Regions from separate parts of the Homo sapiens genome. Here region 2 is linked to region 1. A link is a loop called in an ENCODE intact Hi-C map of the cell type or tissue named here. Cell type or tissue: ovary. All regions are shown on one strand. Links, peaks and the distances in the headings refer to the core of each region. The heading gives the core; the rest is flanking DNA.

Region 1 (11,850 bases), core at 3,113-11,112:
ACTTTGGGGGGTTCACCTCTGCAGCCAAGGGGCTGCTCTGGGGGCGGCGCTAGGAACCTTGAGCCCAGCTTTGCCCCAGAGAAGCTAATGCCCCAGCCGGGGGCCCTGCACGTGACCCACACTCCCCCTCCTTCCTCATGGGAGGCTCACCACCTACCTGGAAGAATCTGAAGTAGCCATAGTCCACGGCTGTGCCCACTGCCTCCTTTTCTCCCTGCCTGAGCATTACAGGCTTCAGGATGTCGGCCCCGTGACTGATGAGTCGGTCAATCTGTGGAGAACAGAACCAGGTCAAACACGCAAGGACATCCCGGCTACTGGGAGCAGCGGAAGCACCGCCTGAGAAGGGCCATGGTCACCTGCAGTCCCCACCAAGGCCGCCCTTGCAGTGTGCGGGAATGCCCATGAGACAAACGGGGAGAGGGAGATGGAGACGGGGCTGACCTCAAGGACAAGGAGTTGGGGCTGAGCCTCGCCCTAATGATGTCACAGCGAAGTCAAGGCTAGGCCACGCCTCGGGGAGCCCTCCCTGGCACCCGACTCCCAGCACCATAGAATCGACAGAGTCTGTGACATCCATTACAGTCCTGCTCCCCTCAGGCTGTCAGTGACATGAGGCAGACACCGGGCAGCTCTTGTTCTTCATCAGATCCCAACACGCCAGGGGGCATGTTGCTCAACAAGACAGCGAGTGCACGCGTATGCTTGTATGTAGATGTGTGTGGGGCGGGGGGCCAGTGTGTGTGCATGCATGGGTATGTGTATGTGTGTTCATGGGTGGCTGGGTGTGTGCCTGCGTGTATGTGGGTGTGTGGATATGTGTGTGTGTGTGCAGGTGTGGGGCTAGTGGGTGAGCGTGTGTGGATATGTGCATGCATGTTCATAGGTGGGTAGGTGTGCAGTATGTGTGCGTGCATGCGTGTCTGTGCATGAGTGGGGGCCAGTGTGTGTGCATGTATGAGTAAGGGCATGCATGTGTGTTTGTGAGTGAGTGCAAGTATGCCTGACAAATGTGTGAATGCATGCACCTATGTGCATGTGTGCCTGACTTGTGGCAAATATACCACAGCAATGGTCTCTGGCTCAATAGGTACAACAATCCCATCCAAAGCAAATATCATCTAAAGAGGCTGCCCCACCTGACATGGGAGGAGGCAAGTTCTATCAGGGGGCCTGGCAGGCTCAGGGCAGCCTGTGTGAGTGGATGGAAACCAGGCCATCATCTGTGGAAGGCTCACTGCTGTGTGCGTGTGTGCCTTGCTAGCCAAGTGCAAGCACGGCCAGAAATCAGGGATACACAACTCCCCCAGTGAGATCCTCACACTCTGTGACATGCGTAACACACATTCCACGCAAACACTGGAGCCCTGCATTCTCAGCAACACATGAGCACAACGCCTCGGGCATGGCACCAGGCACAGTGCGGGACGGTGGAATGGCCAATGCCACCAACACTAGTGGCCAGCCTGGCCTGAACGGCTGACTCCCTGGCACATGGGGGCATGGGTGGAGTTTATACAGATTCCTCAAGGCCAAGTGAGGCCAGGCAAGGCCTACGCCAGGCAGAGGAGGAGGCTGCTTTCCACTGCTCCTGAGGATGGAGCCAGCCAGATCCACCCATGAGACCCCCATCGTCTTCACTCTCCTTCCTGCGGAAGCCATGATAACTTGCCAAAAGTCCCATGAGTCGGTTCCCTGCTGGACATCCCTCCGAGGCCCCACCACCTCATCAAATCTTTTTCAGGAAAAGGTGGGCAGATGGTTGGTAAGCGAGGGCTGGGTACAGGCTGCCACAGGGGTGTGGTGATGGACAGGTGGGTGGATGATGGATCGACCTTTCCCTGCCCAATGTTGCTGGGGGACTTGCCAGCCCACCCCCACCCCCCAAGTCTTGTCTACGTAGGGCACCCAGGCCTCACTCAGTCCTGGCACCGGGACGGCTTCTCTGGACAGCTCTGCCAGGGCAGTGATGCAGCCACCTACCCCACCCCACCCCCAGGCTCCCAGGACTGGCTACTCAGCAGCACCTGGGATTCACCTCTTAGTCTCACCCTGCTGGGCACCTTCTCCCCTCTGGCCCAACATCTCAGCAGAAGCCTCTGCCCAAACATCATTCCTGGGAACCTCTGCATCCCCACAGCTCCCACGTCTCCACAGACCCTTCCACACTGACCCCAACCCCTGGGAGTCACTGGGGACAGCCAGCCCCAGCAGGGTATGCAGTGTGTGCTTTGGCCTGAGGCTTTCTCGCCCCAGGTCCCATGTCCTCACCCCTTCCTCCCCAACCACAGCCCCTCCCCATCTGCTGACCTGCCCGTCGCTCACCAGGAGTGTCTTCCCACCCTGGCCCTGGCTGCCCAGAGTGACCACCTCATCCACGGTGAGAACTGAGATACACTTTGCTGTCCCAGTGCTATACCATTCACTCACCAACGCTCTCCTCCAGACCCTCCCCTCCCAAGCCCCCACATCTGAACTATGACATCACTGCATCCGCCCCTCACTCACCAACACTCTCCTCCAGACCCTCCCCTCCCAAGCCCCCACATCTGAACTATGACATCATTGCCTCCGCCCTACACCCCCAGGCCCCCTGCCCCACCTCCACGGCCCAATGACCCCGTTCCCCTGCTGAGGCTCCCCAGGCATGCCCTCGGCTGCAGCTGGATGAGCTGGCCCCTCCATCCCCAGAGCCCGTCTCTCCAGTGGCCCTGTCCTCCACACCTCTTTAGACCCCAGCAGCATCAGCACACTCTAGAAACCAGCCCTGCCCAGGGGCTCTGCCTCTGAGACCACAAACCCTGCTGAACGGCACCGGGAGGGAAGGCTGGGACCTTTCCGGTAAGAGGAAGGGGCGGCCTGAGGCTGACCAGCCCAGCGTGTGTCTCTGAGGAGTTTCTCAGGATCAGTGGGCTTGAACATGGATCTTTCAGTGGGATTTGCTCTGCTCTCAAATTAGGGAAATTTGGGGCCCCATATCTCAGCAGAGGCTGCCCAGTGAGAGGAGCTAGAAATGTTCGTGAGAAGAGGATTTTGTCCCCCTGGAGGGGACTTTCTGAAGGTCCCCTGGCTGATGAAAGCTCCTTTCTGCAGTGGCTTTTCTCCAGACACTGCTAACCCATGTTCTGGCAGCCCCTTCCTTGGCCGTTCAAAGACAAATGTGGAACCCATGCCTGGTGCTGCAGCCATCCAAATGGCGGGGCCCAGGGAGTCAGGGGGGCCCAGGGTCAAGGTTCGAGCTTCACGCGTTCATTTCTGGGACAATCTTTAGAAAGTTTAGTGTGAGAATATTCAGGAGGCCTGGTGACCCCAGACCCTGAACAAGCTCCACCTCAGGCCTGTGCATCCCACAAGCTCACCATGGGCCGAGGCCAAGAACAGTAGCCAAGGAGAAAGGAGAAGAGGACTGAAAACGCCGAAGCCATGTGTGGTGGGTTCACCTGGGTCCCCTAAAAAGGTAAGTTGAAGTCCTAAACCCCGGGATCTGTGAACGTGACTTTATTTGGACATAGGGTCGTTGCAGACGATCAAAGTAACATGAGGTCCTTAGGGTGGTACCTGGTCCAATATGACCATTGTCTTTTAAGAAGGGACTTTTGGCTGCAGAGACAGACATGCATGCAGGCAGAGCACCATGAGCTGAGGAGGGCAGAGGTGGCCACCAAGCCCCCAGAAGCCACAGCGAGGTCTGCACCAGGGTCACAACCCTGCAACACCTCGATCGCGGCCTCCATCCTCCAGGACCAGAGCCAGCTCATTTCTGTGGCTTCAGCCGCCCAGGCTATGGTCTGCTGCAGCAGCCACAGGAGTGCCCAGAGGAAGAGCCCCTGAAACAAGGTTCTGCCACAGCCTGAACAGCAAGACGTGGTGGGAGATGGAGGCTTCGCCAGGACCCAGGCAGCCCAGGCCTCTAGCAGAAGGGTCCTGCAGCACCATCATTTATGTATACCCCCAAGCCAGGGCACCCCTAGGGTTTCAGGGACTCTCTGGACTCAGATCCCATGAAACCATCATAGAGAAAAGCACCAGATTCTCCAGGAGGCTACGGAAAAGTATTCGTGAAAGGTCCTAGCTGAAACTATAAAACTCTTAGAAGAAAACACAGGAAGAAGCTTCATGACGTTTCTTGGCTATGACACCAAAGGCAAAGGCAACAAAAGAAAAAATAGACAAGCTGGACTTCATGAAAATTAAAAACTTTTGTATATCAAAATATTTATAAATTACATACCCGATAAGGGATTAACATCTAGAATAGATAGAAATGTCCTAAAACTCAATAATATTAAAAAAAAAGATTCAAAAATTGCCAAAGGAGTTGAATAGACATTTCTCCAAATAAGATATAGAAATGGCCAATAAGCACATGAAAAGATGTCCAACATCACTAATCATTAGGGAAATACGAATCAACAAAACCACAATGAGAAGGCCGGGTGTGGTGGCTCACGCCTGTAATCCCAGCACTTTGGGAGGCCAAGACAGGTGGATCGCTTGAGGCCAGGAGTTCGAGACCAGCCTGGCCAACATGGCGAAACCCCATCTCTACTAAAAATACAAAAATTGGCTGGGTGTGGTGGTGGGCGCCTGTAATCCCAACAAGAATCACTTGAACCCGGGAGGTAGAGGTTGCAGTGAGCAGAGATCACATCACTGCACTCCTGCCTGGGCGACAGAGTGAGACTCTGTTAAACACACACACACACATACACACAATAAAATACCATCTCGCATCCATTAGGATGGCTACTATCAAAAAAACAGAAAATAACAAGTCTTGGTGATAGTCTGGAGTGACTGGAACTCTGTGCACTGTTGGTGAGAACATGAAACAGTGCAGCTGCCGTGGAAATAGTATGGAGGTTCTTCAAAACATTAAACGTATGGCCGGGCGCGGTGGCTCAGGCCTGTAATCCCAGCACTTTGGGAGGCTGAGGCGGGCGGATCACCTGAGGTCAGGAGTTCAAGACCAGCCTGACCAACATAGTGAAATCCCGTCTCTACTAAAAATATAAAAATCAGCCGGGTGTGGTGGCGCACACCTGTAATCCCAGCTACTCGGGAGGGTGAGGCAGGAGGATTGCTTGAACCTGAGAGGCGGAGGTTGCAATGAGCTGAGATCACACCTCTGCACTCCAGCCTGGGTAACAGAGTGAGACTCTGACTCAAAAAAAAAAAAAATTAAACATAGAATGATTATACCATAGGACCCAGCCATCCCACTTCCAGGCAAGTTCCCAGAAGAACTGAAAGCAGGCTCTTGAAGAGAAACGTGTCCATTGGCTGAGGGGGAGGGCAGGGGAGACAGAGACAGAGACAGACAGGGCCAGAGTTGGGGGCATGGTCAGGTACTCAGAAGTGGTGAGTCTAGGTGAGGGCTCAGGGTGTCCTTGTACTGCTTTCAACTTTTCTGTGAGTCTGAAAAGAATTAAAATTAGTAAATAAACAAACAGTAATGAAATAAAGAAGTCGAAGCCCAGTCAGCTGATTTCAGGTCTGGGGTGAGAATATACGTGGTATGTAGGGGTCACCTGGATGCCCCAGAAAGCCAGGCAGGAGTCAGGGCCAGGATCACAGCAAAGGACCAGGAATCAGCTCACAGCACACAACAGTCAGAGATGAGACCATTTAAGGGAGGTTTAAAAAAAGGAGCCCTTCCCCTTCCTAAATATCCAGTGGAAGCAGACAGCATGGTTAGGGTTGGCAGCACTACCAGGTTCCCTAACCCCGGATGAGGCACCGGGGAGCCTCCTAACCCCGGACAAGATGCTGGGGAGCCCCCTAACCCTGGACGAGGTGCTGGGGAGCCCCCAACCCTGGACAAGTCGCTGGGAAGCCCCCTAACCCCGGATGAGGCGCTGGGAGCCCCCAACCCCGGACGAAGGACTATTCTGTATGTTCAAGGCACATTCAGCGTCCACACACAACAACGCTGCCCCCTGAGCTGCCTCTCCCGTCTCGCGTCCTTTCTCTATTTACTCAGACTTAGATGAACAAGAGACTGGTCATCAATCCTGGGCCCTATGAAGCTCCGAAAGAACATTAGGGGGCCCCTCCCAGCCCCCAGGTCCAGAAATGGTGCCGACTACCCACACACACTGTTTCATTCCATCCTCTGCCGCCTATGGAAAACTGACTTCTGCGTCCTCACTTAGTCTATCCAGACAGAACAGGGTCTTAGGAAGAAGGACAGGAGACTTAAAATCAGATCTGGAAACAGCATCTCAAGATAAGTCTCAGTTCTTTTAAGTAAAGCTACCCTTTTGTGACGTCAAACAACCTTCCAGACGCCTGAGTCTCGCCCTTCCCCTTCCAAATGCCTGGGTCTCGCCCCCCATTCCAGACGCCTGAGTCTCACCCCCCTCCTCCTTCCCCCTTTTTCTCCCTCAGACAGGTAAGAACCAAAGTGTGTACCAAGATGGATTGAGGAAAGCAAGGTCGTGGGTGGTGCCCACAGCGGACACAGGAAGGGCTGGCATGGGCGGAGGGCAGCAGGCAGCAGGGCACAGAGGGAGGCCCTGCCTGAGCCAAAGCCACTGAGAGTTTCCCAGAGCCACATGGGAGGGACACTCCAGGGACGTGCCTAGGGCTCAGGACAGAAGGTGTCTCCAGCGCGGGCAGGATTTCCCGACTGTGAGCTTCCACCTAAGAAAGCCGCTCCCTGTGGCCAGGAGACAATGCCCCAAACCCCCGCCCAGCAGCTGCGTGGACCACTGAGAAAGCCAGAATTGTGCAGCTGGACCAAGGTGAGGTCTATGTCTATCCTGAATCTTGTTTTCACCGAGACAAATTTCAGGGAACTTTTTTGTCTGGTCTGCTGAGTGGATTTGCCACTTCATATTTTTTAAGGCCTGTAAAATACTAAAAGCAGACAATATTTTGTCCTTTCTCCACTATTTAGACCACCAAGGCTTGGAGAACACAGAACAAATGACCCACCGCCCGCCAGGAATGACAGCCAGGCAGAGAAGTCCATGAGGACCCCACCCCCAGACCCCACATTCCCCATGCTCAGGGCCAGCCCACCTCACACTCCTCCCTCCCCTCACCCAGGGCCACCCCAACCTCCCGCCCCCCCTCACCAGGGCTACCCAGCCCTCACACCCCTGCCACCCAGGGCCACCCAGCCCTTATACCCCTCACCCAGGGCCACCCACTCCCCTCCCCGCTCATCAGGGCCACCCAGCCCTCACACCCCTCACTCAGGGCCACCCCACCACCCTCAAACCCCCTCACCAGGGCCACCCCAGCCTCCTGCCCCTCACCAGGGCCAGCTTGCTGTCCATGTTCCTCTGGTGCTCGTAGGTCAGGTCACAGGCAACACACAGGGCACTGCCCAAGCCTTTGGTCAGGGGCAGGTTGGGGTCAGCTCCCTGGGTCAGGAGCTCCTTCACAACCTGAACATACACAGACAGTCTCATCAGTGGCCACCATGTCACTTCCCCTGACAGAGGGGAAGGCCCCAGGGCTGGGCCACTCCAGAACTAACCCCTGAAAGCAGGGGCTTCACGGAGGCCACCGCTGGCCCTTCCCACGGATCCTACCCACAGTGGGTCCCGCTGCTGGCCTGTCCCACAGAGGATGATGCTGGGCGGGGAGGGGTCCCATGGCTGGTCTGTTAGGGAGGAGCTGGAACTCCACCCAGGTGGGCCAGTTCCAGCACTTTCTCTGTCCCCTGACAAAATGGGGATTCTCCAGCGTGGTTCCCAGCTCCCACCTTGCTCTTCAGCCCCAGACAGAGCCAAGCCCAGGGGCCAGTCCCAGCACAGGGTTAGGAGCACATTTGCCTGGTGCCCAGGCTATCTGCCTCTGCACCGGGGCACCAGTGTCAATGTGACCACTCGGCCAGGCACAGAAAGAGGCACACCTCCCTTCTCCCTGCTGTGTGCCCAGCCGCCAGCTCAGATTCCACCCAGGAAGAAGGACAGCCGTGGCCAGACACGGGTCCTTAGTGTTTGGCTCTCACAAGCTTCTGCCCCTCAGAACAAAGCTCTCTTCCCTCCACACCCCTGCCTCTAACAGGGCCTAGCCCTGAGCAGGGGCCCCACATGACTTATTGAATGGATGACTCCGTGCAGGAGAGAAGAAAGCAGGGAGCAGAGGTGCTGGCCTCTGCAGAAGCACCTGGAAGCCCCATTCTACGTCAGCTTTCACAAATTCTATGAATGCCTTCAGCTTTTGCAGACCTCTGCTGAAATGTCACCTCATCTGAGAAGCATTTCATGCCACCCTGCTAAAGTAGCCTGCCTTCCCATCACTCTCCATCCCCTCACTAAGCTTTATTTTCTTTATAATACTTGTCATTTCCTGAAACTGTGTTACATACTAGTTTATGGCCTGGCTCCTCCAACGAGAATATAGGATCCTTGAGAGCAGAGACTGTTTAATTCAACACCTAGTGCCTAGAATGGTGCCTGCCAGGTACGTAGCAGATGCTCAGTAAATAACAGTTAAATGATAGATGGATGAATGAATGAATGAATGAATGAATGGGTGGACGGTAGATCCTTCCAACTGGGTGAATGAAGGATGATGATGTCTAGGTAGGTGGGTGGGTGGGTGGATGGATGAATGGATGGATGGATGGATGGACAGACGGATGGGTGAATAGGTGAATGAATGGATGGGTGAACGGTTGAGTGGATAGGTAGTTGGGTTGATACATGAGTGACTGGTTAAAAGGATGGATGTATAGATGGATGGATGAGAGGATGAATAAGTGGGTGGGTAGTTGGGTGGAAGGATGGATGAATGGATGAGTGGAGGGTAGATGGATGGGTGAGTAGATGGATAAGTGGATGAGAAGTTGGGTGGACAGGTGGATGGATGGATGGAAGAATGGGTGGATGGGTAGACAGGTGAGTGGAAGAGTGAGTGAATGGGTAGTTGGGTGGATAGATGGGTGGGTGAGTGGATGGGTGGATGGATGAATGGATGGATGGATGGATGGATAAATGGCCAACAACTTCAAATCCCAATGACGGACTGGTGGGGTGGGCACTGGAGACGGAAACACATAGGTGCACAGGTCTGTGGGTACAGAACATGCTCACCAGCTCATTCCCACTGGCAATGGACAGGGAGAGCGGGGAGTGGCCACTCCACAGCAGGTTAGGATTTGCTCCGTGGGATAGAAGGAGCCGGACTATGTCCCTGGCACACTGGGTGGGGAGAAATGACAGGTTAGAGAGGCACCCCCACCCATAAGCAGCACCTGATGGTAGTCATTAATTTAAATGCCATGAAATCAATGTAGTCACTCAACGGCTACTTCCTGCCAACCATTACCTTGCCTGACACAAGGTGTTCAAAATTGTGGATGCATAGATGGATAGGTGAATGGGTTGGGAGGTGGATGGATCTTCAAATGGAGAAGATATTTTCTAAGCATTCATCACTTCCAAATGAAAAGTAGGAGGACATTGATGCATAAGTTGATTTAAAGTTTGTTTTCAGAGGACAAGGGACAGTCCAGACCACATGACCACGTGGCAGGTCCTGGCATACAGCAGGTGTGACTGGAGGAGCACCTCCTCCACCAGGGCTCAGTGATCGTAGAGGACGGCCTGAGTGTAAAGAGCCCCACCCTCGGCTGGTGGAGCACTCTCTGCACCAGGAGGGCAGCCCCGTCCATGCCTCCCTGCCCTCCTCCCCCATCCATGCCCTCCCTGCCTCCCTGACTCCTCCCCTGTCCCTGCCCTTTGTGCCTCCCTGTCCTCCTCCCCCGTCCCTGTCCTCCCTTCCTATCTCCCTGCTCTCCTTCCCCATTCTTGCCCTCCCTGCCTCCCTGCCCCCCTGCTTCCCTGCCTCCTTGCCCTTGTCTTCCCATCCTTGCCCTCCCTGCCCTCCTCCCCAATCCGTGCCCTCCCTGCCCTCCTCCCCCAGTCCTTGCCCTCCCTGCCCTCCTCCCTAGTCCGTGCCCTCCCTGCCTCCCTGCCCTCCTCCCTACATCCTTGCCCTTCCTGCCTCCCTGCCTCCTGCCCTCCTCCCCACATCCTTGCCCTTCCTGCCTCCCTGCCTCCTGCCCTCCTCCCCCGTCCCTGCCCTTCCCGCCTCCCTGACTCCTCCCTGGGAACCCCTCTGTTTTCCTGTCCATTCTCTCATCCTTGCTCCCCTGTCAGAACGTCCCATTGTGCAATCCTCAGCTGCTCCCTTCTCTTCCTCCTCTTCTCCCAGAAGTGTTCACTAGGACCTGACCTCTGCGACTCCTCCTCCCCCACTGCAGGGACTCTTCTCTGGCCCAGCTCCCTATCCCAGTGCTCTGCTGGGACTGTGCCCCTCAGATGCGGCAGACCCTGTGTCTGGCTGGCCCAACCACCATGCACACTCCCCTTTCCCGCAGTCTTGCTGGCCAGGCCAAGGAGGTGCCCACAGAAGTCTGCTGAGGGGCTCCTGGGAAAGGGACCCCTTTCCCCTCCCTTCTGGGATACAGATGTGATGGCTGGACTGCTGCAGCCGTCACGCCTGCAGCACTGAAGTTCCACCTGCCAGTCTGTCCTGTACCCAATGATAGTGTCACATTCAGTGTCTCCTTTTATTTCCCCACAACTTTCCCAATCTGTCATCAGGACACAAGTGTGCGAACAGAAAGCCCTGTGTTCACTGCCCAGGCCTCGTCCTTCACGGTGGGAGCCTTGACCAGCCGCCTTCCTGGAGCCTCACTGTTCATTCCTAACGTGAGTTCCTGCCACCCTTCAGGTGGTCTACTCAGGGCAGAGCGCCTGGCCCCAAGAAGACCCAACAGACCTGCTCCTTCTCCCTACCCTCCAAGGAGGCTCTGACCAGACAGGGATGTTCTGAAGCAGGGAGGCCTGTCAGTGCCCCCACCTCCCCACCTCCCTGTCTGCCCATCCCCATCCCAGTGTCACCCGCATGCCCACTAGCACACATGGCACTCCTGCACACTCATCCTCACGCTCATGTCAGGACCACACAAGTTACCACCTTGCTGAAGGCCCAGGATCATTAATTTCATTTGTAAGTGGGTAAACTGAGGCTCGGTGTGCCATGTGCTCCGTGGCCAACTGGCTTGGGCTGCATCTGCTGCCACACGGCAAAGCTGAGACTTGGCCTCAGTTTCCCCGCATCCACCCCAGCCGCTGGGCATCCTCGGAGTGGTTCCCACACCCAATTTGGTAGGAATTAACCCTCGAGGCAGGCAGGAGGCAGCGGCCACAGGGCCAAAGGGGCACCGCCCAGGGCTCTGGAAGATAAGACCAACCCTGAGGTCCTGAGTCAGAGACACATGAGGATGACAGAGGAGGGTCAGCAGCACCAGACGGTCACAGCCCAGGCCAGAGGCTCCCAAACACGTCTGACCAGGCCCTGTGGTAAGAAGTAGACTTCATGCCGCCACCCAGGCCCCGTGCGCAGGCGTGCGTGTGTGCATGTGAGTGGGAAATCCCGTCCTCCCGCCTTGCCTTGCTTCCCTCCCCATCCTTCCAAGCTCCCTGGCTTCTGCCTAAGACTCAGCATGAGAACACATGCTTCCGGGGGCACAAGGCCCTGGAAGGTGGCCCCACCGCTGGGCAGCCCTGTGCCCCCGCCAGGCCCTGGCTGCCCTCACCTTGTTGTCATCCTCCCGCTCGCAGGCCATGTGCAGAGCCGTCCTGCCCCCCTCCTCCGGGAGGGCTGTGTCCGTGCTGTAGTAGGCTTGGGGAGGGCCTGGCTCATTGCTGAGCTTCAGACTTGAGGGCAGCAGGTCCAGCTGTGTAAAACGGAGGGCTCCGCCAGCGCCCACGGACCTGCCGTGTGCCCACGGGAAGGCAAACGGAGCAAGGGAGCTTCCTCCCCAGCCTGCGGGTCTGGAGTCTCACCCTGCGAAACCCTCTTGAAGGCGGATGCCTGACT
Region 2 (10,512 bases), core at 2,146-10,145, 110 kb after region 1:
TATACTAAAGTCTACTTTGATGTTAATATTTTTATTCCTGCTTTCTTATAATTAATGCTTGCATTTTATAAATTTTTCCATTCTTTTACATTGTTTTCATTCTTTTACTTTTAACTTTTGTTTATATTTAAAGTATATATCATATCAGGCAGACAGCATATTGTCATTTCTTGCTTTCTTTTCCCCTAAGACGAAGAGTCTCCTGTCACTCAGCCTGGAATACAGTGGTACCATCAGGGCTCACTGCAGCCTCAAACTCCTAGATTCAAGCAATCCTCCCATCTCAGCCTCCCAAGTAGCTAGGACTACAGGCATGTGGCACCACACGTGGCTAAGTTTTTAACTTTTTTTTTTCTTTTTTTGAGACAGTCTTGGTCTGTCACCCAGGCTGGAGTGCAGTGGCATGATCTCGGCTCACTGCAACCTCCACCTCCCTGGTTCAAGTGATTCTCCTGCCTCAGCCTCCCAAGTAGCTGGGACTACAGGCGCCCGCCACCACGCCCGGCTAATTTTTTTTTTTTTTAGTAGAGATGGGGCTTCACTGTGTTAGCCAGGATGGTCTTGATCTCCTGACCTCGTGATCTGCCTGTCTCGGCCACCCAAAGTGCTGGGGTTACAGGCATGAGCCACTGCACCCGGCCTGTCTTTTTGTTTTTTTGAGATGAGGTCTCACTGTGTCACCCAGGCTAGTGTGCAGTGGCATGAACTCTGCTCACTACAACCTCCACTTCCCAGGTTCAAGTGATTCTCATGCCTCAGCCTCCTGAGTAGCTGGGATTACAGGTGCGTGCCACTACGCCCAGCTGTGTTTTTTTGTTTGTTTGTTTTTGTTTTTGTTTTTTTTCGGTAGTTTTAGTAGAGATGGGGATTTCCCTATGTTGGTTAGGCTGGTCTCGAACTCCTGACCCCAAATGATCCACCCACCTCGGCCTCACAAAGTTCTGGGGTTACAGGCATGAGACACCGTGCCTGGCCAATAGTCTTTGTCTTTTAACTGGATTGTTTACCTCAGTCACATTTAATGTAATGGTTGATATGGTTGGGTTTGAACCTACCATCTGCTATTTGTTTCCTATTCATCTCCTCTGTTCTTTGTACTCATTTTCCCTCCTCTTTTTCTGCCTTCTTTTGGATTAGTTGACTATTTTGTATTTCACTTATCTCTTCTAGACTATTATACTTCCTTGTTTTATCATTTCATTAGCTGCAATAGGGTTTATGATATGCATATTTAACTTATTTATGATTGATTGGATGTAGGAGGAATGGGGGGAGAAAGATTCCAAAATGACACTGACATATGTGGCCTGGGTAACAAGAGGAACCACTCTCTGAGATGGAGACTTTGAAGGAAGATTAGTTTGGGGAGTGATGAAAGGGCTGGATGATGTGGTCAGTTTTGGACAAGTTGCATTTAAAGTGCTTCTGAGGCATCCAAGAGGAGATACCTGGTAGACATTTCTTTACAAGGTCCAGAGCTCAGGGCAGTGTCCGGGGCTGGAGCTGGCTCTAGGGGTGAAGGGCAGAGGGGTGACTGTTGAATGAATGGGAACAAGGTAGTCTGTGGATGCAGAACGTGCGATGGGACAGGAAGAGTCCAGGACCAAACCCTGAGGAGCCCCAACATTTTAGGGACCCAAATGCAGGACAGTAGAGATGAAAGGAGAGGCCAGCGAAGGAGCAAAACAAGGAAGCGTGTGTCATGGAGGCCACACGAGGAAGTGGCTTTGTGGTTACTTCTGGGACATTGGCAGAAGGATGTTTCAGGGCAAAGTGCAAGGGGGCCTCAAAGATCATCTTAAGTTCTGTTCCTTCACTTTCACGGTGGGTGCATTGGTGTTCATTTAGATCTACTCAACATCTTATTAAAACATTTTTTAAAAAGGACTAGGGACTGGGAGGCCGAGGCGGGCGGATCATGAGGTGAGGAGATCGAGACCGTCCTGGCTAGCACAGTGAAACCCCGTCTCTACTAAAAAAAAAAATTAGCCGGGTGTGGTGGCGGGCGCCTGTAGTCTCAGCTACTCGGGAGGCCGAGGCAGGAGAATGGCGTGAACCCGGGAGGCGGAGCTTGAAGTGAGTGGAGATCACGCCACTGCACTCCAGCCTGGGCGACAGAGCGAGACTCTGTCTCAAAAAAAAAAAAAAAAAAAAAAGGACTAGGGACTTACTGACTTGGCCAAAGGCTGCTGGTGGGTGCGTGGAGGTGCTGCCTGTCAGCTGTGCTCTGGGCTCTAGGGACATGGGAGTCCAAAGGGCTCTCACCTCCTCAGTGAGAGGTTCTGGTGGGCTGACCATGGTGGGATCCAGATTTCAGCAGGTGGACCCCGAGGGGGTGTGAGGAAATGGACTCTGTGAGTGGGAACTTCTCTTTCAGAGGAATTTGCAAGACTGGCCTGAGCCGCACACGGCTCTTCAGCAGGGCTTGGCAGCCAGCGGGGCCTCGGGAGGAGGCAAACAGCTGATCAAATCCGGGCTTCTCCAGAGGAAGAAGGGGAAGGGCAGGTCTGGGGAGGTCAGAGCGTGGGTGAGAACCGTGGCCATGGGTGGGATCCACATCCCAGCCTGCAGGGCCTCCTGGTGATGGTTCTCCAGAATTCTGCGATTGGAGCTGTGCTCACAGAGTCACTGTCCCCGACCTCCCAGGGGCGCGGACATAACCCAGCCTCAGCTGCAGACAGCAGAGACTCTGCACAACTGCAGAAGCTGAGCAATCAGCCTCATCAGTGGCAATTCCTGGAACTCCAACCTCAACTGTAACATGAGCTGTGGCAGACCTTCAGTAACCCCAGACAAGGAGTGAGGCAGAGCCTGATAGCTCAGGGACCAGCTGGGATGCTCAGTAAACAAGAGCTCCAGAAGATACGCGGAACAGGAGAAGGTGAAGTGTGGGGACAGCAGGCGCTGCAGGCCACCCAGAAGGAGGAGGAGAGGGGACAAGAAACACTGACCAGGCCTTCAAGATGAGGAGTGAGCAGAGAGGACAGCAGAACATGGGAAAACCTACCTGGCACTATGAGGGTGGAGAGGGGAGTGTTGGAGGGTGTGCATTTGAGTGCAAGTGTGTAAAAGAGGCCCTGGACAAGGAGTGAAGAATCTCATCAGATGGTTAAAGTGAGGGAGCACCAAGTAAACCATAATGAACCATAAGTCATGTGGACCCCAACCCTAATGCTAATCATAAACCTAAACCTCGTGTGGCCTGGAACCCTAACCTGAACCCAAATCCTAACCATAACCCTAACCATAACCATAAATCATGTGGACTCCAACCCTAATGCTAACCATAACCCTAAAATTCAGGCAGAACCGAACCTAACTCGAACCCAAACCCTAACGAAAACTCTAACCCTAACCCTAACTCAATTCAAACCTTAACCCTAAACCTAACCATAACACTAACTCCACCCTATTCCGAACCTTAAAGCTAATTAACAATGCCTCATATGGACCCGAACCCTAACCCTAACCGAAACCCTAACTCTAACCCTAACCCTAACTCAACCCAAACCTTAACCCTAACCATAACACTAACTCCAACTACAACCATAACCCTAACCAAAACTCTAACCCTAACCCTAACTCAACCCAAACCTTACCCCTAACCATAACACTAACTCCAACAACCATAACCCTAACCGAAACTCTAACCCTAACCCTAACTCAACCCAAACCTTAACCCTAACCATAACACCAACTACAACCCTAACCCTATCCCGAGCCCTAAACCTAATTAACAATGCCTCATGTGGGCCCTAACGCTAACCCTAACCATGCCTCATGTGGACCCGAACCCTAACCCCTAATTCCAACCCTAACCCTAAGCCTAACCCTAACACTAACCCTAGCCAAAACCCTAGCACTAACCCTAACTCCAACCCAAACCCTAATCCTAAGTCTCATGTTGACCATAACCTGGCTCAAACCCTAACCTGAACCCTAACCCTAAGCCTTGTATTGACCACAGCCTGGCTCTAACCCTAACCCTGACTCTAGTCCTCACTGTAATTCTACCTCTAGCCTTAATTCTAACCCTAACTCCAATCCTAACCCTAATCCAAATGCACCCTCTGATCCAAACAACTCTTCAGCCAATGTCAGACCTCACCTTAACCGTCACCTTCACGATCACCATTCCAGTTCTCCCTTCAGACTTCCCAGGGACTTGAGCCAGCCCCTGGCCCCCAGGCCTTGGTTTCCCCACCTGTGCAGCATGGATTTGGGGCTGAGGGTACAAAGACTGGCACCCACCTGAGCCGTTGGAACAGGCCTGCCCCTGGTCCTGAGGAGGACTCTGCTCTCCCGGTTCTCCCCTTGCCCATGTGGAAGGGGGCTCATCCCCCAGCATGGGTGCTTCCTGCCTGGTGTCCATCTCTGTGTGAGTTCCTTTAGGGAGGGACCGGGTAGGCGCAGTTGGCATGGCACCGCCATGCCCCTGGCTCGGGCTTATGCGGGCTGACAGTCCTGTCCCTCCACCCAGAGGCCCCTCCAATGATGTAGCTTATCAGAGTGTGTGTGTATGTGCACATGTGCATGTGTGTATGTTGTATGTGTATATATCTATGTATGTATATGTAGTATCTATATATATGTGTATGTGTATATATGTATATATGTGTGCATATATATGCATTTGTGTGTGCTTGTGTGTATGCATGTTTATGTGTGTATTTGTATATGTATCTATGTGTGTTTATATGCGAGTGTGCATGTGTGTATGCAGTGCTTGTGTGATGTGTCTGTTTTTATGTGTGTGCATGTGTATAGTATATGTGCATGTGTGTATGTTTACATGTGTCTGTGTGTGTATGTATATGCCTGTGCTTGTGTGTGTGTGTGTGTACACATACACGTGGACAGGCGAGGGAGAAGCTGTATTGCACCACCACCCAGGCCCTTCGAGCCCAAGTGCAGTCTCCCCAGGGCTCACGAGGCCCCAGCACGCTGCCCTCCTGCTCAGATGGTGCCCAAAAGCCCCTTGCCGAGTCCTCTCTAAGCCTCATGTAGACCCGTGAGTCCCTTCTCCGTCTGTTTCCCCTGCCTGTGATGCTTAGGGATCGTTCATTTCAGGGCCAGTGAGGAAACCCCATCTTCTCCTGCACTGCCGTGGAGTTAAAGGAGAAGGCCACAACACACTCCCACGTTTTCTACAGACTAGCAGTGGGGTGTTTGGCCACCTTTGGTTTTGACCTTTTATTTTGGAAATGTTCAGACTGAAATAAGCAGAAGTGTAATAACCCCTTGTGCCCATCACCCCACCTTTGGCAAGAGCCAAAGAGTCACAACTGATTGTGCTTCACCACACTCCATCTATGGGCTCAAAATGTTTTGAGATAAGTGCCAGACATCATATCCTTCTATCTACAAAAAATGCCACATGAATAAAAGATAAGGACTTTTAAAAACACATGACCACAGTAAGCATTATCACATCTAGCCAAGAAATGAACCTTTCCTTAATTGCAACAAACAGGAGTTAACTTTTACATTTTCTCTACTTCTACAATTTTTTAGAGAACAGTAAGGTAGACTTTATTCAACGGAGGCTACCACAATGGAGTTTTGCAGCAGGGAAGGGAGATGAGGCTCAATTCCCACCTTATACGTTTTTAAAAAGAGCTTATTTGGTTGAATTGGATCTGAGGAGTCTGGCTGCAGGCCAAAATCCTCTGTGTGATCATTCAGGCCCAACCGCAGTTGTTGCCAGCAGGCCCCACAGGAGAAGCAGCCCTCCTGCCCCAGACGGCACTTTCCACCCTTAGCCTCCTCCACGGTTCCCCAGGCCAGATCCTTTTGTTTGAGCCTTCTGTTTCGCCTGCTTGGTAGTGAGATCATCTCCCCATCTGCCTGATGTCATCCAGGGGGCAAAAATGGGACGTAGAGGAGCCGGCACCTTTTTCCTTCTGTTTGCCTCTTGCCTGCACTATTGCAGTCGTGAATACAGGCCTGAGGGTGACCTTCCATTGGGCTCGTGGTCCCAACCTCGACAGCAGTGGCTCCACAGGATGCATACGAGGTCCCCGCGGTCCCGGCCGACATACCTGTTGGGTTCTTAGTTGGCAGCTTCCTCCTCCGTCTCTCTATTCCCCTCCTAGGTCTCTTGCCCTGTGCAGCTTCCTGCAGACTGGACTTGCAAAGTCCAGCCTGTATGGCTGGAGTTCCCATGCCTGCCAATCTCCTGTCGACTGCGAGTCAGCTCCGATACTTCACCAGATTCAGGTGAGAGTTTTGGTTTTTTGACAAGCCCACTTCATCAGCAGGGCATGCATTTCTGCCAGGGGGCTCATGATATCTGGTGGTCTCTTTGTGAGGCCAGCAGCCACCAATGATCACGAATGTGGCAGGAAGCTGCCAAGAGACCCCCCAGTGGGTGATTCCTGCCTCCTGCTGTCATGCAATTCCCTCCTGAAGGGTGGCTGGACTTACTCACTTATAACAAACAATACAGTAAAAAAAAAAAAAAAAAAAAAAGTGATGTGTTGTCTCTTCCGTGATTAGGTTGAAAGAGACCATGGCATCTGTCTTGGATGCATACTCTCTCTCGCTGGCTCTGGGGTAGCCAGATGCCATGCTGTGTGCTGCCCTGTGAAGAGGCATGGCCAGTAAGGAACTGAGGGCAGGAACCAGGGAAGATTTGGGGTCCTCAGGCCAGCTGCCCATTGGGAATGAAACTCTACCAACAGCCACCTGGGGGAGCTGGAAGTGAATCTCATCTTAGCTGAGCCTTCTGATGAGACTGCAGCCCCAGCTGACACCTGGATTGCAGACTCATGAAAGACCTGAAACTCTACCAACAGCCACCTGGGGGAGCTGGAAGTGAATCTCCTCGTAGCTGAGCCTTCTGATGAGACTGCAGCCCCGGCTGACACCTGGATTGCAGACTCATGAAAGACCTGAAACTCTACCAACAGCCACCTGGGGGAGCTGGAAGTGAATCTCCTCGTAGCTGAGCCTTCTGATGAGACTGCAGCCCCGGCTGACACCTGGATTGCAGACTCATGAAAGACCCTGAGCAGAGGACCCAGTTTGGCAGAGCCCGAATTCCTGACCCACAGGAACTGGGAGATAAAACTCTGTGGTTTTAATCTTCTCATTTTAGAGGTAATTTTTTTGTGTAGCAATAGGTAGCTGACAATGCACAGCTAAAATAATAGATAATTAACCCTAATGCTAGTTTCATTCATCCATCAGGGTTTGCAAAGTAGTGATATTCTACTTCTGTCTTCCTTCATTATTTATTAGCAGAAATGTATCTATAAAAAGAAGTGTTCCTTCATTAACTCTTTGGTCATGTTGAGGTACAGTTTGCATAGGAAAGGCAGGGCAAATGCTTGATTCTTTCCCTTCCTTTCCTCATTTATAAAATAATGAACTGTTTTCCTGGCATCTTTCAACAATGACTAATGAGTTTTTAAAGTATAATTACAAGTTCATGAGTTTAAACATTTTTTGATGTTCCCATTAACATTATTATCCTTATTGATATTCAGATCTTCCTGTCTTTGTCCAGTGCCAGCCTATTTGATTTAACTCCTGAGCCCCTTTGGCACTGCCCTAATAATCTTTGACAGCTACTTTGTTCTCTGGCATAAGAAGACATTCCAGAATTACATTAGACATTTCCTAACCCAGATTGGACAGCATACACTTCTCTCCAAGAGCCCCTCTTCCTCTTCAAGAGAAATGGTACTTAGAGACCACAGTCTGGGTGTTAGGTGTGCTTGTGGTTACTGGATTTGTCGTCATTTTTAGGCCTTGTCAGTGGACAGAACTAAGGCTTTTTTTTTTGAAAGACACATTATGAGTACAAATGGATACTTTCTATTTAAATTCGGATTTACATAGTTTTTACTTAATCTTATTGATAATATATCTGCATCTCCTTTCTCCCACACCAAAAATCTCAAACAATACCCAACATAGTTATTCATTTGTTTTATCCTGTAACACACACAATATTTTCAAAATGACTTTACCAACACTACCATCAACAGTATATAACCACTGAAAATAGTTTAAAATTATTTTTAGATACTTTTAAAGTCCTTGGGTTGTGTCGACGTACAGACAAAACAGTGTTTTAAAATTATTTGGAAAATGATTACTTAAAATAATGAAAACTTCTTTTGCCATTCTTTCTTGTTGTCAGGCTATATGGATATACATCCAAATGACTGGATTTTAAAATCACTTGGAAGAGTTTGGTAGGTTCATATTGTCAACCCATAATGCAAGTCAGTTAGTTTCATTTTGCTTTCAATTTTAAGAATTCCTTTTACAAGTTAATTTAATTAAATTAAGTAATTACACAAACATTTGACATGAGTCTAAATCCAAATCTAGAAACCAAGATATGGTCACAGAAGTCCGTCCCTATCCCCATCCCATTTCCACCTGTTTCCTACAGGTAACAGTTTAATTTAAAGCAAATTTTGTAGCTTATCTTTCCATTTGTAAAACATACAGCTGATGGCTCCATCTAAAAACACATCAATTGTCTATATGTACATAAACATGCTTTTTTTCATTTACAAATACATTCTGGAGATGACCATATGACAGTGTGTAGAAATATTTCTCCCTCCTCTTTGCAAGTGCTCAGTGTCCTGTGGTGTGAACACGCTTCATTCAACCTGGGCCCTTGGGAGAGATGCTGAGTGGTTCCCGGGCTGTCCCCACTCCACACCGTGGCAGTGAAGAGCTGCTGAAGTACATGCTTCATAGTCCTTGCGTCTCTCTGTGAGTACATTCCTAGAAGTGGGGTTATTGGGTCAAAGAGTAAATGCATCTCTAATTTGGCTAAAGATATTGCCAAATCCACCTGCCTGGGGGTTTGTGCCACCTTAGAGATCAGTGATCAATGGGTGATATCCGAGGACGTCTTTCTATTGTGGTCAGACTCTTGGATTTTGACCTGACTAATGGAGGAGAAATGGTGTTGCAGTGAACTTTTGATTTGTGTTTCTCTTTTTATGATCGTTTTGAGCTTAATTTGTGTTTCTCTTTTTATGATCGTTTTGAGCATCGTTTCGTATCTTTAAGGAGCAATTTACATCTCCTCTGTGAGCGTCTACTCCCATCTCTATCAGCAGGCGTCTTGCCTGGCTCCGGAGGAAGTGTCTCTGAAGGCTGGTGGTCCCAGGATAGGGCAAAAGAACGGGAGTGAGAACTCTCCACACAGTGCTTCTTCTGGGGTTAAGGACCCTCTGCCTCAGTGGCTCCTGGGCGTGATTAAACTTGCCATTTCCTGGGCCCATCCTAGACAGGCTGCTGCAAGCCAGCCAGGCCGGGATCCTGCTGCCCCGGGGAGGACGTGGGGAAAATCCCTGCTGGAGGGACTGCCCCTTCCTTGTCCAGCCACTGGGTGTTTATGGTTCAGTTTAGGGCGGGGATGACAGCACACGACACACACTCCGCTCTCAAGAGTTACTCCTCCCTCCCCGCCAGACTCCCCCAACCGGAGGTCTCCCCAGAGTGGAGGACCTTCCAGCGGCTGGCAGGCGGCCTCAGGCAGGCAGTGGGGAGCCTCTGCAGGTTCCCGAGCCAGGAAGTGGCACTTAGGAGTGAGGATCTTAGGAGCGGGGCTCTTGGACAGGAGGGCGAGTGAGTTGGGAGGGCCTCAAGCGGGGGCCCGATGGCTCTCTCTGCTGAGAAGGGAGGGCCCTAGGGATGGGGACAGAGAGCTGGCAGTTGAAGGGCCAAGGAGCAGGCAGCTTCCCAGTCACAGAGCCTTGTGCAGAGGAAGGGGAAGGAGTCCGAGAGGGTGGCCCTGCTGTCCAGGGCCAAGAAAAGGGAAAGCCGCTGGAAATAGCAGAAACCTGGCTGGGGCAGCACCCAAGGCCCACCCCGAGGCCAGGTGGGGACCCCAGCGGGGCATCTGGCAGCAGTGGGTCCCCAGGAGCAGGCAGTGGGAGCCATCAGGGTGAGTGAGCTGGCGGGGGTGGCCCAGGGGCTGGGGTCACCTGCCCTCAGCCCAAGGAGCCTCTTCTGGCCTTTGGTGGCCAGGGCTGGGATCTCCCTGCTGGTGGCCAGATGCCTCGACACCCCATAGGCTGGGTGAAGGTGGGGCAGGAGTTCCAAGGCGTGGAGACGGCCCCTGAGTGCCCAGGGGCCTCCTGCTGCAGGTGGGCAGAGCTGGAGGCTCCACTGTGAGGGTGCCTGGTGAAGGGAGGCGTGGGCACGGGGGAGGCAGGGAAGGGCCCTGGGTGCGACTTGCAGCCCCTCAGACCCTCTCAGGACCCCTCCTGCCCCCATCGTGGTCCTCTCAGGGCCCCTCAGGATCCCTTCCAGACCCCTGGGACCCCGTGTCCCCTGCTCGTCCTGCGGTGGTGCCCAGCTCCTGCCAAGGGCCCTGCACTTGGGCTGTGGGGACCCCCTGTGGGGATGGGGCCATCACAGGAGGCTGAGCACAGGGCGGGGTCTTGGCTGGAGGGGACCTTAGGCCACAGGTGCTAGTCTTCTGCAGCCACCCCCCAGGACCCCTGCCCGCTACCTCCTCTGCCCCACAGCTGA

What was found. Peaks named below come from ENCODE experiments on the same cell type or tissue, not always from the same donor. Only the 100,000 strongest peaks of a DNase experiment are listed, where the experiment ranks them.
Region 2: a loop joins it to region 1, with 1.8 times the contacts of the local background. A loop is called at or near these places in 2 of 110 quality-filtered maps.

What each region holds. Positions count from the first base shown.
Region 1 is chr2:240,500,295-240,512,144 of GRCh38, forward strand. It overlaps ANKMY1 (ankyrin repeat and MYND domain containing 1), which reads right to left. Exons shown (of 18, transcript NM_001282771.3): 11 at 11,567-11,707; 12 at 9,054-9,161; 13 at 7,266-7,397; 14 at 158-271. Among named protein-coding and RNA genes, the nearest start is that of GPC1-AS1, 50 kb to the left of the region's middle. RefSeq lists enhancers at 1-158, 3,748-4,248. In ovary, for the core only: no CTCF peak of the experiment used is centred there; DNase peaks (open chromatin) are centred at 3,727, 5,827 and 7,017.
Region 2 is chr2:240,610,293-240,620,804 of GRCh38, forward strand. It overlaps a transcript of GPR35 not described here. Among named protein-coding and RNA genes, the nearest start is that of GPR35, 9.9 kb to the right of the region's middle. In ovary, for the core only: no CTCF peak of the experiment used is centred there; DNase peaks (open chromatin) are centred at 6,099 and 9,309.